2 separate regions of the Homo sapiens genome follow, and region 2 is linked to region 1. The links are chromatin contacts, found by Hi-C or POLR2A ChIA-PET in ENCODE. All regions are on one chromosome and are shown on one strand. Each heading gives the region's core, a stretch centred on a gene start or an enhancer-like site at or near the end of the contact. The rest is flanking DNA. Distances are from core to core; before and after follow the strand shown.

Evidence for each region. Hi-C counts contacts between places; a loop is a spot of excess contacts on that map. ChIA-PET counts read pairs that join two places held with the same protein, here RNA polymerase II (POLR2A). Pooled maps may share reads with other maps.
Region 2: a loop to region 1 is called in a map of B cell, with 5 times the contacts of the local background. The contact joins two enhancer-like sites. A Hi-C loop is called at or near these places in 4 of 168 maps with a recorded cell type or tissue (B cell, dorsolateral prefrontal cortex, mammary epithelial cell and 1 more), 1 of 37 single-sample maps with no recorded cell type and 5 of 50 pooled maps. POLR2A ChIA-PET finds 5 or more read pairs at or near these places in 2 of 52 experiments (A673 and OCI-LY7).

The regions. Positions count from the first base shown.
Region 1 is chr2:30,709,507-30,715,675 of GRCh38, forward strand. No RefSeq gene overlaps it. Among named protein-coding and RNA genes, the nearest start is that of CAPN13, 95 kb to the right of the region's middle. RefSeq lists a silencer at 5,565-5,624. Within about 2 kb of position 3,550, at least 2 of the 41 ENCODE cell types and tissues checked have a DNase peak (open chromatin) inside an H3K27ac peak, as active enhancers do.
Region 2 is chr2:31,315,398-31,321,566 of GRCh38, forward strand. No RefSeq gene overlaps it. Among named protein-coding and RNA genes, the nearest start is that of EHD3, 84 kb to the left of the region's middle. RefSeq lists a silencer at 3,389-3,458. Within about 2 kb of position 3,479, at least 20 of the 41 ENCODE cell types and tissues checked have a DNase peak (open chromatin) inside an H3K27ac peak, as active enhancers do.

The DNA.
Region 1 (6,169 bases), core at 2,300-4,799:
TAATGGGTGATGAAGTTCCAGTGGCTCCAACAGAGGTAAAATTGATTCATATTTGTCAGGCTGGGAAACGGGAGAACTAGGCTCCAGGACCTCCTGGCCTCTTGCCTGGCAGCTCCTTTAGGCATATTTTTGGACAGGCCACACAGCTTCCTACTGAGGGCTCGCGAGGCAACAGGCGCAAGCTGGCCCCTGGAGATCAACCTGGGCAAGGCAGAGCTGCTGCTTTTGAGGTGCTCATAGCCTCGTGGAGTCACAGACGCATATGAGCTCGTTTTGGCCTGGAGTCAGCCCATGCTCACCGAGTTTTCTGCTTATTGCACTGGATGGACAGCATGGCATGGAAGAGTTTATAGGACTGAACAGGCTGGCACTTGAGACATTTCTGAGTTTTCCCCTTTTCTAGATGTGAGTTTACAGCTGGCCATTCCTACAGTGACTCATGAAAGCTGATGAGATATTTTGATATTGACGAGGTGACACAATTATTATTGAGATGGATCACTGTACCTTACAAAGGCACCATCCAGGTTTCCTGTCAATCTCTCTCACTCTCATCTCTAGACTCCTAGGCCCTCCTGGCAGGCAGTGCTGAAGCAGCCCTTCCCAGCCCAGGACAGCAGATGCTTAGCCCCTCTCGGGACTGGCCGGCTCTCCCTTGAGCAGGCACGCCTGGGCCAGGAGCTGTCTTCCTCTCCCAGAGCTGTGTGGGCCAATGGAAAGAGCATGGCTTTGGAGTACAACCAACCCGCACTCTGCTCCTTGTGTCTTCATGGCCTGGGGCAAGACCCTCCATTTCCTCATCTGAGCATTCTGGTATTAATCCTTGTAAGGGAGTTTAAGGGCTGGAGACAATGGAGCCTAATTCCTGTACATGACAGGTGCTCAAAAGCTGGTGGCTCCCATTCTGAGCTAAGTGAAGTTACCTGTGGCATGCTCTCACTCTGAAATACCTCCTGTCCAAAAATATGTCTACAGGGGCTGCCAGGCAAGAGGCCAAGGGGTCCTGGAGCCTAGTTCTCTCATCTCCCGGCCTGACAAATATGAATCAATTTCACCTCTGTTAGAGCCATTGCAACTTTATCACCCATAAAGCAGATCCGTGTGCCGTATTTGATTTTCATTTGGAAAATCAGGTACAATATTGACCTTCCCATGGGGCGCTGGGGCCAAGAGAGCTTGTTAGCATGACGCCCCTCCTCCACCCATCAAAGCCTCGGCAGCTCCTCACTTTCCACTCCTAGCCCAGTGGAGATTGGTGCTCTTCTCTTGCAGTATACTAGAGTCCTCTGGGGAGTTTATTAAATGCAGATTCTAAGTCCCCCTAAATTTACTAAATTGGACTCTGCAGAGGTAGGCCCAGGAAAGCATTTTCACCAACTTTCCCAGTGATTCTGGCTTGAGAATCATGCCCTTAGGACACCTACGGGGCACCTGCCTCACCGCCTCTCCAAGGCAAAGTCCAGGAACCAATGCTGGGAAGGCTTATGTGATTTAATAGAGAAGAAGAGGCTGGGAGAGGGAGAACAAAATTGTACTGTCCTTAACCCTTTACAGTGACAGGTACTGCTAGCTTGATGTAGAAACACATACTCTTTACTTTTTTTTTTTTTTCTGAGACAGAGTCTCACTCTGTTGCCCAGGCTGGAGTGCAGTGGTGTGATCTCTGTTCACTGCAGCCTCCGCCTCCTGGATTCAAGTGATTCTCATGCCTCAGCCTCCCGAGTAGCTGGGATTACAGGTGCCCGCCACCAGGCCCAGCTAACTTTTGTATTTTTAGTAGAGACAGGGTTTCATCATGTTGGCCAGGCTGGTCTTGAAGTCCTGACCTCAGGTGATCTGCCTGCCTTGGCCTCCCCAAGTGCTGGGATTTCAGGCAGGAGTCACGTTGCCCAGCCAGAAAAACATACTCTAGAGTCACACACCCATCAGTGAAACATCAGCTCAGCCCTGTTGCATATTTTAAAGTATACTAGCTGCATATTTTTCTCAGATTACTTCTCCTAGCTTTTAGTGTTTTCTCAACATTAAAATGGGAATTATAATATCTATTTCAAATAATTATCAATGAGATTATGAGATTCGTGCTGGAAATGCATAACATGGGGCTTGGCACAGAGTAGGTGTGCCTGTTGTCAATTTATTGCCTGTCAACTGCAAATCCACTCTTCTTTGCCCTACTTTGTAATACTGGAGCTGGACCCTGTTACTAATTCTCTTTCGTCAGCTGTTGCAATGTTACACTGTGTCAGTAGAGGGTGCTAGAGGGAAACTGCAAGGTATAGCAGAGGACCAGCTCCTCCTTCTGGCTCCTCCTGGACACTGCAAGGTAAAGCAGAGGACGAGCTCCTCCTCTTGGCTCTAGTGTGCCTTTTTTCTCCCACAGTGTGATTGTCCCAGCAGGGGGAAATCCAGTGGCGCTTTCTCCAGTGATTTTCCCCAGCATCCAGCAGAGGAGGCTCTTGTACTCCAGCTCCAGTCCACTGGCACCCCGGACCTTCTCCACTGCCCAGTGGTCTGCAGCCACACTCTCTCCCTCAAGGTGGGACTCTCATCCATGCTCTAACCTCCTCCTCTGGGTAATCTTCCCAGCCCTAGAGGTAGCAGGGCTACCTCTATAATAGTAAGTGCTTCCTGCACTTATTATTCCTGTATTCCTTAGAGTCCTCTTTTGCCCCTTTTAGAAGTTAACACCTTTTACTACTTCATAATATATATATTTTTTTTCTGAGATGGAGTTTTGCTCTTGTTGCCTAGGCTGGAGTGTGGTAGTGTGATCTTGGCTCACTGCAACCTCCGCCTCCTGGGTTCAAGTGATTCTCCTGCCTCAGCCTCCCAAGTAGCTGGGATTACAGCGACCCGCTACCACACCCGGCTAATCTTTGTATTTTTAGTAGAAACGGGGTTTCACCATATTGGGCAGGCTGGTCTCGAACTCCTGACCTCAGGTGATCCACCTGCTTCAGCCTCCCAAAATGCTGGGATTATGGCATGAGCTACCATGCCCGGCCTATAATTTTTTATATTACATTTTCCTTATTCAAATTGCTGGTGTGATTTTTGTCTCCTGACTGGACTCTGTCTGTTATATAGTAGGTGTTTTAAAATAATAGTTCACCTTCTCTCCACCTCCAGAAAAGCTTTTTTTTTTTTTTTTTTTTGAGTCTTGCTCTGTTGCCCAGGCTGGAGTGCGGTGGTGCGATCTCGGCTCACTGCAACCTCTGCCTCCTGGTTTCAAGCAATTCTCTTGCCTCAGCTTCCCAAGTAGCTGGGATTACAAGCTATGTTGCCACACCTAGATAATTTTCATATTTTAGTAGAGACGGGGTTTCACCATGTTGGTCAGGCTGGTCTCGAACTCCTGACTTCAAGCAATCTGCCAGCCTCAGCCTCCAAAAGTGCTGGGATTACAGGTGTGAACCACCGCACCTGGCCCAGAAAAGCATTTTTACATATGTCATTTAATGACAAGGGAAAATTACCACACACCGCCAGAAACTATGGCAGCTCTGGAGTTTGCAACCCCAACTTGAACAAATGACTTCCTCCTTTGAGGGCTCGCAGAGTGTGACCATTGCATACTTCCTGGTCATGGTCTGGGGAAAACCATGAGGAGTAAGGGTGAGGAAATCAGCAAAGCCTCACCCAGCATTTTAGTGGTGGGCATATTGGAAGGCACCAAGGTCTTCTGTAGAAACCATGCAGTACGGACAGATGACATTTGGAGAAAGACTCATAAACACAGACCAAACACGGGTGATAAGAAACAGGATTCAAGTGGCAGAAAGCCCAGCACCTGTAGTCCCAGCTACTCGGGAGGCTGAGGCAGGAGAATGGCGTGAACCCAGGTGGCGGAGCTTGCAGTGAGCCGAGATCGCGCCACTGCACTCCAGCCTGGGTGACAGAGCGAGACTCCATCTAAAAAAAAAAGAATAATGTGGAACTCAGGAAAGACTCAACAAGCTCAGCCACTATGTCCCCAGCCATGTTAAACCGTGAGCACTTGTGACCTGTGGGGGAGGTTCTAAAGCCTCAACCCATAGCTTCCCTTTCCACCCTTTGTAGTTTGTGGGGTGTACATATAGGCAGTAAAATGTGCTAAGAAGAACCCATCTGCATTGTTCTTTAGAGATATCTGAACCCTACAGACCCCAGCAAGAGGGCAAGATTCTGTTGCACAAAGTGGGCAAAACCAGGTGAACTGCCCCCTGCCACCAATAGAAAGTCAGCTCCCCCAGGCTTCTCTCTGGCTGGTTTTGTTACTTTCTCCTACCTTGGCAGCTGAAATGGAGGCAGCCCTTGGCTGTAACATCCATGGTTGATGGCCTGGCTGTGTGGTCCTGCCTCGCGGCTGCGTGGAACTGAATGTGTGGACAGGGATGTGCATAATCATCCTGGGTGGAACCCCAGGGTCCCAGTGCTGGACCCTGGGGTCCTAGAGCTGCTCCTACCTGGTATGGATATCCTGCTCTCCACCTGGGCCTAGGACTCCCAACTATAAGTCATAAGCCATGGCAGGGTCTCAGAGAACAAGGGAATTAGAAGGAAGGACTTTAGGGGTCAGGCCAAACCCACAATTGGAGAAGCTGACTAAGGTCAGACAGAGAGGCAGTTGCAAGACTAAGATTACAACCGAGGCCCTGCCCTACTCACACTATGGGTTAATGTTGCCAATTTAGCCATAGGGAGGGCCTGACTTCCGGCAAACTCCTGGCTTGCAGTGCTGAGCAGCAGGGCTGAGCAGTAATTAGTGGAGATGACCACTAGGTGTCACTGTCGCACCATTATCTGCGGCTGCACAGTGGCCAGATTTTTTTTTTTTTTTTTTTTTTTTTTTTTTTTTTTTTTTTTTTAACCTCCCCAAAACATGTGAACGCTGGCTTAACCGCCAACCTCAGGTAGGTGAAAGGGGTTTTTAATTTTCATTGTCACAAGCATCATAAAAGAAGCAGCAACTCCCAGGCTAAAGAAGGGGAGGACTGTTTTGACTTACTGCCCCAGAGAGCATGGGTCTCAGCAGAGCTGCTGTTGCTGAATTGGAGGGGCTTTTTTCTGGCTGTTAATTGCTGCCCCTCGCTGATGATTGCGGAGTAGAATCTGTTAGGACGTGGATCTCCAAGTCTGTGACATGGAAGGAACCTTAGAAATCTGCAAGTCCAGCCCCTTCATTTTTGGAGAAGGAAGCCCAGAAGAGAAGGCCATTTCCCTAAGGCACACAGCTTGATGGAGGCAGAACCGGGACTTGAACCTTAGACTCCAGAGTTCTCACCCAGTGCTCTGTTCTCACCCAGTGCTCTGTCCACTCCCCCGTGGTGCGTATCTTTACACCACATGTGCTCATTCATTCACTCCCTTAACATCTATTGAGCACTTACTCCAGGCTCAATACATGGGTAGTGAAGTTGCAATGGCTCTAACAGAGGCGAAATTGATTTTATTTGTCAGGCTGCGAAATGGGAGAACTGGGCTCTAGGAAAGCCCTTTAGGCGTAAGCCATGGCAGAGTCTCAGAGAACAAGGGAGTTAGAAGGAAAGAATTTAGGGGCCAGGCAAAACCCCCAACTGGAGAATCTGACTAATGTCAGACAGAGGCAGTTGCAAGACTGAGAATATAACCTAGGCCCTGCCCTACTCACACTGTGGGTTAATGTTGCCAATTTAGCCATAGGGAGGGCCTGACTTTGTGGTTGAATGGAAATGGAAACTCTTAAAGAGGCAAGATGACGTGGCATGTCAGTGACCAGAGATCACAAGTGGGGCCAGTTTCCTTCCTTTTGGTCCAGAGTACTTGTCAAGCTCATCCAATCTTTATGCAAACAACAGCAAAAGTGAGACTAGGATTCAGACCAAGATGAAGTCAGGTGAAGATGATGGAGCTGTGGCAGCTTGGATGGTGCATGCTCCTGCTGGGCTGCCTGGATGCTCCACCTTCTGTGGCCCACACTGGATACTGATTGAATGGGCAGGAATCTTTGGACCTTGGAGGATTTGAAGCTGCAACAATTCTGACCATCGGGGACAGTGTTTTACCACATTCCACTTGGTCAAAGAGCCTATCCTCCAAGGCAGAAAAAAGAAAATGTTTTTTAAGGGAACAGAGAGGTGTTTAAAATAAGAGTGTTTAAGTATAGAAAAGAGAAAGATAACATTACCCTGGACTTAACATTGTCCTC
Region 2 (6,169 bases), core at 2,229-4,728, 610 kb after region 1:
AGAATTATTAAATGGTTTGAGTCAAAATCAGGCCTGAGCCTTTCAGAAGCCTTTCCTTAGACAAACACCGCTGGTAACGCTTTAGTTTAGCCTTCTGACAAGTGGGTCTCATTACTCCACCCATGTGCCCTTCCCCTCTGCTCCCATTCCCCTCTCTTGGATAAAAGCCTGGGGAGGAGTGAGAACTGCTTTGCCCTGTGCTCTTGGAGCAGGGCCTTTCTCTCAGGATACAAAGCCCTTGGGGAAGCAGGCAATTCTGCCCATGATGCTTCTGATGCTTTGGGTGGAAAAGGTTGCCACCCGAGAGCCTGGTTTAGGCACCACTCCAGCAACACCCAGGAATCAGCTGAGTGTCCCCCAGCATGTCACCTCCACGGTGAGGGTGTTGGACCTGATGACCTCTTCTAGATCCATTTTTAAACATTTCTCCAAGTGACTTTAGCACTACCCAGTAGAGGTTTCTACAATGACAGGAATGTTCACTAAAGGCTACCCTGTACAATAATGGCAGCCACTGGTCACGTGTTGCCTTTGAGCACTTGAAATGTGAATGGTACAGTGCAGAAAGACTTATTTCATTTAATTTTAATTAATTTAAATTTAAGGAGCCACAAGGGGCTAACGGCTACCATATTAGACAACACAGGCCTAGGCTACTGGATTCTGTATGTTTAAAACTGTGTGTTCCATCCATTCTATCTAGAAATTATACCACATCCACCCATGTCTCTTCATTTCCACAGTATCCACCTTAAGCTGAGCCACCAACATCTCTTTCTTAGGAAATGACAATATTTACTCCTTGGTTTCCTTTCTCTAACTTTAGCTCCCTCTGATCCGTTTGCTACAGTGAAAAGTGATCTTAAAACAAAAATTGACCAAGTTACTCTTCTCCTCAAAATCCTTCAACAACTTCCCCACTGCAGTAAAATTGAAAACCCCTCATGAGGCCTGCAAGTGCCTGCATGCTCTGAGCCCTGCTCCCTTGAGTGTCTGCACAGTCTGAGCCCTGTTCCTTCAAGTGTCTGCACACTCTGAGCCCTGTTCCCTTCAGGCCTCATGCTGTCTCAGTCTCCCCACTGTACCCACCACAAATTAGGCTTCTGGAAGCCATCAAACCCTTTTTCAGTTCAGGTCCTTTGCTTAAACTTCCCATTTGTTCTAGAGCTGTGCTGTCCAATACAGATGCCACTAGCCACATGTGGTTTTTAAGAAATATGTATTTTTTCATTAATTAAAATTAAACAAAACTTAAGATTTATTTCTCAGTCACACTAGACACGTTTTAAGTGCTTGCTAGTCACATGTGGCTGATGGTTACCATATTGGACAGCACAACAGTTCTTTTGGACAGCACAGTTCTGGGACATTTTTCCCCACACTTGAGCTTAGCTAATTCCTACCCATCCTTCAAGTCCAACATTCCATAGAGGCCTTTTCTGACCCTCCACTCTAAATTAAGGGTCCCCGCTTTATTTCTCACAGAACCTGCAATTTTCCTTTTCAGTTCTTCCAACTCTTTGCAAAATTATAGTTACGTGTCTGACTGTTTAATATTCATGTTTCCTATTAAGATCTAAGGCAGTGTCTCTTTTGTCCACCTGTCAATCCTCAGCCCCTGTCTCAGTGCCTGGCACTTAGCAGGAGCTCATTCATGTTGAGTGAATGAATGAAATAATGAATACGTATATAGATGGGTATAGTGGCTAAACATCATTTACTTGCCTAAAGAAACACAAAATCAAGAGTGAGAGCTTAGGAACCACATGGTCCTGAAATAAAACTCTGACTTCCATTCTTATTCTAACCTTTGGGAGCCACTGTCTCCTCATGTAAAAAACGAATGTTATTGCCATCTTAGACTGCTGTGCTGAGGAGTGAATGGGCTGACACAGGCAAAGCCCTCAACATATAATTATAATAGGTGTCATGTGTACATGCGTTTTTTTCTCTTTATCCCCTCTGCTATGTCCTTCTATCCTTCTCCATGGTCCCCTCCCTTCCACGCTGCATCTCTGGACCTGGCCTCTGCGTCTCTCATGCCTCAGGCCCATCCCTCTCTAAGAGATCTTTAGTTCCTGCCAACCTGTCGCAACTCAAGGATTAAACTAAACATTTCTCCAGCATAGAGCACCCCCTATGTTTGGGCATTCTTCACTGTCTTCCCTGTATGTGGCTGTATAAACCAGCCTGAACTACCTTCCCACCCAGAGCTCATAAAGGCAGACTCCAGCCTGCAAATGCTCTCAGAATAGCATTTGCTCAGAATAGCAGGTGCTCTTAACACCTGGCAGAGAGGGGCCCCATTCTCTTTGGGCATTTTCCATCAATTTGTATCTGCAGACCACATGCATCAGAATCACCTCCAGGGCTTGTTTAAAATTCAGATTCTTGGGTCTCACTCTAGATTTATTTAACCAGAATCTCTGCAAGGGGGGCCCTGAACCTGCATTTTCAATAACCAGCTCAGATGATTCAGAGCTCTTGTCAAGCCTTCTCAGGGTATAACATTTAACCCCGGGGAATACTGGGAGGATGGTTCCGATAAGCCACTCACTGATCCTCCTTTAATGTTTATACAATTTCATTTTTACATCAAAAGATCATTTACCAAACACCTACCTAGTGAGTTATTGAGTTTATTACTATTATTTGGAACTCATAAACTCACATGAGGAATTTTGTCAGGCTTAAAGGGGGTGCCAACCCACTCTTCTGCCCAGAGTTACCTGCAGCAGCAAGCCATCCTGCAGACTTCCATGGGGTAAGTGTCCACAAAAGTCACTGGAAGTCCCCATTGGTAGTCATTTAGAAGGACGCAGTGTAATCAAAGGACCATCACTGTTGTCTTGAATGGGTCGTGATTTAAAATTGCTGGTCTTTTTGGTCTTTAATGATAATTTATATTTGTTTCATCACTATCAATTTGTTTTCTATGGGTGATATGGTTCACCCTACAGTATGTAGGCAAGCAGGTTGGCATCAGTATAAACCATGGCCTACACATTCCTAATAACTAGAACTTAAGGCACGCAGCTTGCTGTTCAAATATAAATAACCTCAAAGCCAAAGCAGATGTGTGTATACGTAATCCCTTCAAAATCTGCATGAGATTGATATTTCATCATAGTAAGCGTGTTCATTTCCCACATGAAATTGTAAAGGCAGTGGCTAGGATAGTGGTGCCAGCAGAGACATTTAAGCAGCCCTGAGCCAGGCTCTGAGCAGAGCTCTTGTCATTTTTCCTTTTTTTTTTTGCTTTGGGAAGAAAAAGATATCTTCCCCTGGCACCCTAGGCCCACCTCCTTCAGGCAGAATTGCCAGTTCCTCTGGCCCCTGCCTCACCCCCTTCCAGAGTTCTCTCTACTTAACTCCACCCTCAGGCTCCACCCTTGAAGGGCACAGCCCAGCTGTACTGAGTTGAGGTTTTTCTGACCCTCAGAAATAAGCAGTTAGCAACATCCCCAGCGCCTGTCTTCTTTCTGCTCTTCCCAGGGGGCCCTTGACTCACCACCAACCCACAGGGGAAACCACAGAGCACAGCAGCCCAGCGCCGACTGCACCTCCCCGGAAAAGTTCCTGGAGGTTCAAGAATGGCTCCTCTATGTTGACTCCCTGTCTCATCTCAGGTGCCATGCTGGACTTTTATATACGGGGTCTTAACCCCCCACCACAGCACAAGCCAGCAAGGTGGGGCTTCATGCAAATGAGGCGGCTGAGGGCCAAAGCAGTGTGGTGGCCACCCCTCACCAAACTGAGCCTGTTCCCAGTAACTACTCCCTTTACCGTCCCATGCTGGAGGCCAGCGCCCAGCCAGCTCCTCTCTGTGCCTTTTTTTTTTTTTTTTTGGTTTTTATTACATCCAATCCCATTTATGTGAATGTGCACAAAAACAGCAAGATCTTGCTGGTTTGGAACTAGGACATACTTAATTTTAAAAAATATTGAGGATTATTTACACATAGTGAAATGCATAGCTCTTAAGTGAACCATTCAATGAGCTCTCGGGTGCAGCTGGACCAAGTTAACAACAAAGCAGTACACAGGGGTTTAGCTAAGAGGCCAGGATGAAGAAACTAGGAAAGGAGCCACTCACCCTCACACAGCTGTACCACCCCAAGTTCCCCTTCGCATTCCCACTGAGGGCCTGCTGACATCCTGTTTAACATGACTGTCAAAACAACTCTTGTTATGCTATCTCAGCCATGTTTATGAGAGCAAAACCACTTGGGAGTAAGCCAAATGTCCATTAAATAAACTACAGTGCCATCCATACAATAGAAAATACCATTGAGAAAGAACATTAATAGACACGGAAAGCTGCCTGTTAAAGGCACCTCATAAAACACCAGTGTTAACAGTTGTTCTGAGTGTCCGGATTATGGGCAACTATTATATTCTTCTTCTGATTTGCCAGTACTTTGTGCAACAAATGTAATAGTAAATAAATTTTATTTGTTGAAGGTGCTTGGCTCTACATTGTTACATCTGGAGGAACAGGGTGTACACAGGAAGTGTAGAAACGCTACAACAGCAATCTCCCTGACAGAACTGAGATGAGCAGCGGGGAACGCCTACATGCCCTAGGACAGGAATCTGTGGCTGGCTTTCTCTGGTTCAGAAGGTCTTACTCTGTGCAAGAGCTTGCACACATATCTCATCATTTGGAGGAAACTAACTGGTTAGCACCCCAGGCAAGGCTGGCTGTTCTCACTGCCCCTTCCATGTGGTTTACTGCCTCTATGGTTTTGTTCTTCCCACTCCCTCTTGCTGAAGAGCCCTCTGGCATGGCTCAGCAGATGTAAAGTCTATCCATACTGAGGCAGGATAATGGCCCCTCAAAGATGCCCCAATCCCTGCATCTTGTAAATATATCATGTTGCATTGCAAAAGAGGCTTGGCAGATGTAATTGAGGTTACAGAATTTAAAATAGCCAGAGTACAGCTGGGTACGGTGGCTCACGCCTGTAATCCTAGCACTTTGGGAGGCCGAGGCAGGTGGATCACTTGAGGTCAGGAGTTAGAGACCAGCCTGGACAACATGGCAAAATCCTGTCTCTACTGAAAATACAAAAATTAGCCAGGTGTGATGGTGCATGCCTATAATCCCAGCTACAGGGAGGCTGAGGCAGGAGAATTGCTTGCACCCAGGAGGCGGAGGTTGCAGTGAGCCAAGATTGTGTCACTGCACTCCAGCCTGGGTGGCAGAGCAAGACTCTGTCAAAAAAAAAAAAAAAAAAAAAAGCCAGAGTAGCCCAGATCATCCAGGTGCACCCAATCTAATCACATGAGCCCTTAAAAGCACAGAACTTTCTCCCGCTGGAGTCAGAAGAGAAGTGGCAGAACTCAACAGAAAGATTGGGAGCGTGAGAGGGACTTGACCCCCATTGCTGAAGGCTACGTGGAAAGCATGAGGAGAAGGTGGGCAGCCCCCAGCTAACAGCCAGCAAGGAAGTGAAGACCTTAGTCCTACAACTGTAAGGAACGGCCAACAATGAGCTTAGAAGCAGATTCATCCCCAGAAACTCCCAAAAGGAACACGGCCCTGCCAAAACCTTGATTTTGACCTCGTGAAACTCTAAGCAGAGGACTGAGTAGAGCCACATGTACCCACACTTCTAACCTACAGAACTGTGGAATAATAAAAATAGGTGTGATTTTAATCCATTAAATTTGTGGTCATCTGTTATGGCAGCGATAGAAAACAATACACTATCCTTCAGGATCAATGCAAATGCCACCTCTGTGAAACCTCCTCCAATTCCTCCCTCCATATACGTGAGCGTTCCCGTCTCTGAATTCTCCAAACACTCTTCCCCAGGTCTCTTCAGCCACCACCGTGGTCCACCTGGTCTTAGGGTTATTTGTGCACATGTTGTATTTCTCCTGCTAGATAGACTGCGAGCTACTTGGGGCAGTATCTGAGGCTGATTCATCTTTATTTTCCTTTTAGGGCATTGCAGAACGCTTCATACGTAGTCAGAGCTAAATTTTTGTTGGAAGGATGTCTTCCTACCAGTAGATGGATGTTTATTGTTTAATAAAATGAATCTCTATGGCAATTAGGAATTAAAATATGGACCCCGGAAATATTTGCAAATATAGAAAAAAGTAGCCAGTGATGGATACTGACAGCATAAGAAAAACTAGAATGTGCAAAAGTAGGATA